Regions from separate parts of the Homo sapiens genome. Here region 2 is linked to region 1. Evidence: chromatin loops called from intact Hi-C (ENCODE). Cell type or tissue: heart right ventricle. All regions are shown on one strand.

What was found. Hi-C counts contacts between places; a loop is a spot of excess contacts. Peaks named below come from ENCODE experiments on the same cell type or tissue, not always from the same donor. Only the 100,000 strongest peaks of a DNase experiment are listed, where the experiment ranks them.
Region 2: a loop joins it to region 1, with 2.6 times the contacts of the local background. A loop is called at or near these places in 13 of 110 quality-filtered maps.

Annotation. Positions count from the first base shown.
Region 1 is chr20:11,675,197-11,677,696 of GRCh38, reverse strand. No RefSeq gene overlaps it. Among named protein-coding and RNA genes, the nearest start is that of LINC00687, 190 kb to the left of the region's middle. In heart right ventricle, CTCF peaks have their summits at 769 and 969 (motif pointing left); no DNase peak of the experiment used is centred here; H3K27ac peaks cover 666 bases.
Region 2 is chr20:11,889,855-11,892,354 of GRCh38, reverse strand. It overlaps a transcript of BTBD3 not described here. Among named protein-coding and RNA genes, the nearest start is that of LINC00687, 20 kb to the right of the region's middle. RefSeq lists a silencer at 1,413-1,612. In heart right ventricle, CTCF peaks have their summits at 841 and 1,040; DNase peaks (open chromatin) are centred at 564, 934 and 1,604; H3K4me3 peaks cover 2,262 bases; H3K27ac peaks cover 1,921 bases.

The sequences.
Region 1 (2,500 bases):
TTAAAAGATGTCGTTCTGTCTGGCATGTCACCGGAGTTTGACATGACTACAGGAGCCTTGTTAGAAGTAATGAGGCAAGATGAGCTCTAGCAGATTCATTCTTCAGAGCACAGCTCAAGCACTGAACCAATATTATTACTGACCATAAATGTTGTTAGGGAGATGTGGAAGGGATGTTAACGCCACTAAGCATTACAATCAAATCTCAATAATGACCATTGAAGCAGGCTAATAAATTATAGATTATGTGTGCAGTGCAAATTCATTCCTTCAGAAACCTTAGCTTCCTAGCTTCAAGAATTTCAAGGGTTTCTTCTGCTGCAAGCACCAGGCTTAAAGCCACACAGAAAAAAAAAAAAAAAAAAAAAAAAGAGCTGGCAATTCTGTTAGAATTCTCTGCGTCCTCCTCTATTAAGTTACCTTCCTTCCTTCCTACTAATGAGATGGAAAAATAGAGTAAAGATGTAGATTTGCTACTATGTTAGAAACTCTGAGTGCTAATGCAACACATCCCTGTTGAATCAGGAGGTGTCTGGAAACCAGACCAGTTTCGGCTATCACTTGCAATGCATTGTGTAACATCAGGCTTCCCAGTCTTGTTTCTCTGGCTCCAGGGCCTGCCAGGCACATTTTGGAAAAAATAAAAAATCCTTGTCATCAAGAAAGAGGATGCCATGTGTGTGCATTTGTTAAAAATAAATCTGCTCTCACCAAAAACCTATCCAGGAAAATCTAAGGAAAACCCTTCAGGAGAAATACTATCCTTTCACCAATGATTTTCATGTTCTGAGGATCTCCCGGGAGCCATAGTTTCTTTAGAAGTGGGGCATGACTTCTGAGGATTTTATGTTTCTTTTAAAAAGTCCATTTTGTTGGATCTGTCTCTTTACCTCAGGGTTTAAGAACTAAGGTCACCCAACCCTTGGATGGGTCATTGACCTCCCTTTACCCAAGTAGCTGCTGCCCCCTGGAGTCAGGCAGAGGAATATCCTGGTACTCCTAGCCTCCATTCCAACCCACTCCACTCCCAGATAAAGAAAATATGCTGGGAAAAAATAATTCCTCAGGCGTTTCTTTGGCCAATATTAGAGGCTTCATATAGTAACGGTCTATAATTTATGTATCTGGTACTACTTACTTTTTATAGGTGAGAAAACTCAGATTCAGAAAGAGGATCTGATTGCCATGAGCCTCGGCAAGCCGGCAGCGTTGCTGGAAGCGTCCTGGGTCCAGGGACAAGCGCCTGAAGTTTAAGCCACAAGACACTGCTTCTAGCTTCGGTGCCTTCAGCCATCAGGATTATGGATTTAGAACAGAATGGGTTTGGAGATCTCCTTTGTTCTATAGCAGCAGTTTCACTGCTTGGGGTCTAGCTTGTTAGTACAAGAGAAGAGGACCCCATAGCTTCTGTTTGGCAAACCTAGAGACTCAATGGTGAAAAGCTCCTAGAACCATTCTCAGATTTTTCTCCAGAGTGAAACCTAAATTTCTTAGGCTCATGTTTCATTCTTTTTGTTTCCACGAGTGCCTCAACAGCCTGGATTCTTTCCCAGGAACCAAGTCATCCGGGCCAGTGATTCTCTACCCGACGTTGTTATCCAAGAGTCCTTGGCAGAGAGAGAGAGAGAGAGAAGAGCGCTCCACACCTCATTAGGCAATTATTGATGGGGAGGGGGATCTTATCCAACTATTCCAGGAGTCATGGGGTATTTATATTAAGAAAATAGGAAAGGAAAAGAACCACCATTCCCAAATTAATTTGATACAAAGTCTCATTGTTTCCTGCTTCCTCCTTTTCAAAATGATTAGTTTAACATAGAAGCATATTGAATGCTTGAATATTAGGATGAGTAATTCATGTCTTAGCATTTTAGAGTTTTATGGAAATCTCTTCTTCTACCACTAAATACTGAATGAACTTATTCATTATTCATAAAAGTTAAATATTTCTCTCTCCTCTCCCCTCCCCTTCCTTCCCATCTTGGCCAAAGTAGACGGGTTGGCAGCAAAAGAGTTCTGGGGAACATGGCATGGATACCATGCACTGAATAGCTCTATCTCAATCCCTTGCTGCCCAAGAGACCAAGCTGTAAGGTGGAAGGCACTGGAAAAGAGCAGACATGAATAGAGGTGACTGAAAATTACTAGTGATAAAGTGCCTAAGTCCTTGTATACCTCTTACGATAATGTTATCAGAAAAGTGCCGGACTACAAGTTAACCTTACTGTTTTAGACCTTTTTGAATATTTTCTAGTAAAAATTAATTTAGTAGGCAAAGAACTGAGACTTAAAAAATCAAAGGCTCTCATCCACTCATTTTGCAAGTATGTAATGGGATTTTGTTATGGATACTTAATTGACATGGCAGTAATGTGAAATATGTATCGCTTTCTCAGCAAGTCATCTTCACATCTCCTAGATGATAGAAAATGAATAGATCTTAATATCTGAATTCTCTGGGGATGGGAAGGAGAGCAGAGTCAACAGGGATTTCAAACTT
Region 2 (2,500 bases), 210 kb before region 1:
AAACAGGGGATCTGGCAGAGGGTTGAGTAGGGGACTGAGGTAGGGTTAAAAGAAGGGGAAAGCCCTTGGCTGGGCAGGGAGTCAGTGAAAGCGGGCTTAGTAACCTCAACAGAAATTCAAAACAACACTTAGAACAATTGTTTTGAGTGCTAGAGTCACATTATAGTTCACAAAGTTTGAACCGTTAGAGACGCTTCCCTCCCTCCCTGGTGGGAAACAAACCGCTCTTTGTGAGTTCCTGTCTAGGAAAATGAATTTGAGTTTCATCTCACCAATTACAAACTGAATGCTACTACTATGTGAAACTAAAGCCTTGACTTTCTTATATTAAACCAGTGTTTCCAAACTCGGCTGCGCGATCACCTGGGGATCTTTAAAAAATACACTGTGTTAATTGGTCTGGTGTGCGATTGGGCTTTAAGAGTTTTAAAACTCCCCAGCGACTCCTCTGTGCAGCCAAGTTTGGGGAAACTGTATTACAGGATTTGGCGAGGTGGCGGGGAATATTTAAAAAAGAAAAAGCACCGTGATCTCCCTTGGTCTTTTGAGGACTAATAATAGAATTAGCTCGCTTTCACCAGGCACACACAGGACAATGGGTTGCTTGATAAATAGGGATCCCCAGCAGGCCCGAACAATACTTTCTTTGAAAAGGCCAGGAGGTAAAAGCCTTTTCTTCCCAAGAGAGCAAACATCCTTCTTCCCGAACACCAAACTTGTACGTCTATTTTTAGAGCAAACGGGCCACAAATGCCACTCAGAACTCGGAGGACTAGTCCAGCCTCAGGAGGAAGCCGCCCCCGCCATCGCCCGCCGCCACTCGCTGGGTTCCCGCGGCGCCTGAGGCCGCGCAAACCCGGAGCGTCGGTCCCCGGAGTCCCCGCCGGCAGCGCCTCAGGAAAGTTACTTAGGGGAAGTTTGCTCCGCTTCCCACCGCGCGCCTCCCCGGGAGAGGGGCGCGGCCCCCGCCACCTGCTAGGCGCCGAGGCTTCCCGACCGCGCCCCCTGCCTGGACCTCCGCCACCTCCGGGGTCGCGCACCCCGCGGGCGTCCGCACGGCCAGGCGGGCTCGTGCGCCCCTCCCCGCGGTCTTTCGGCTGAGGCGGCCCTGCCCCTCCGCCCCCGGCACCAGGACCTCCGCGCGGGCCCGACGCGCCCCACTGGGACCCCCCCCCCCTCGGAAAGCCAGCCCGCGCGGCCAGCGCCTCTCGAGCCCGGGGGACGGATATGGGATCCTCTGGTCCCGTGGGTCCGAGGCCGACCTGCGGCCACCAGCCCGGCCTCTCCTCGCTTCGCTCGGCCCCTCCGGCCGGCCGCAGGGCGCGCGCCCCTGCCCGGGCGGTCCCGCGCTGCGCACGCGCGGAGGCGCCGACCCGCTCGCCCGCGGCGCCCTCACTCACCGCCAGCGCTCCTCCTCGCCTCGGGCGACGCAGCCGTCCGCCGCCTTGCCCTGTGCCCGCTCCTCAGGCCCCGGCCGGGGCACTCGGAGATCCAGCGCCCGGCGGGCTCGGCGGGCACCCGCACGCAGGGCACGCTCTGCGGGAGCGAGCGCGCGTGCCCGGTCACCGGGAGGGAGCGGAGCGGCATGGGAGGTGCTCCCGGAGGCGGCCTTGGATACGGGGCATGCGCAATGTCTGCCCTGTCCTCAAGCAGGAGTGAGGGGTGGGCGGGAACCCGGGCTTGGAGAAGGCGGGGAGGGTGGAGGAGAGCCAGCACTCCCGCATCTCTGAGAGGCCACTTCGTCCTTGTCCCACGAACTGCAGTTTTTCTCTCTGGGTCATTCATCAATGAATGTATTAAGCATTTATTGAACACTTGCACTGGCAGAGTGGATGTGCGGGATACAGGGCATCCTCCGGTAATAGAGGGCCGATTGCATTTGGCTTTGGGGCTCCTTTTTAGGCACTGATGCCAGCCCTCTCTCTAACAGATAAGGAGGGTGCATAAATAGAGGTCTCGTAATACCTAACGACTACACTCTTCAGTGATCTGGGGAAGGAGAGTAGCTGCTGGTTGGGTTGATCATGGAAACTTCGTTGAGAAGCGAAAAAGAGGAAAGGTGAACACGAAGGCATAAGTGGCAAAAAAAAAAAAAAAAATCAAACAGCATATGAATCCATGCATCCTGTCGGGGACAAGTTTAATCTGAGTGTATTGTTCTTAGTGAAAGATGAAAACGGCGGCCGGAAAGGTAGTTGAAGCTCATCTGGAAATAATCTTTAATGCTTAGCACGACTTCAGCTTTATTCCGTGGATAATTGAGAGGCACGGAAGAAGGGGAGAAGGGGAGCCCGGTGGTGGCTTGATAAAATGCAGAATTTAGGAATATAAAGTGAAAACTAGAGACATGAAATGCTGTAATATATGTTCTAGGTAAGAAGTAGTAGGGTCCTAAGTTCAAGGGTTGGTATCAGGAATGGAAAGGATCAAAAAGTTTCCAGAGACTGTGAAGGACAGAATGACTCCCTTACTTATGTCACTGCCTCTTGGGTAGAGAGAT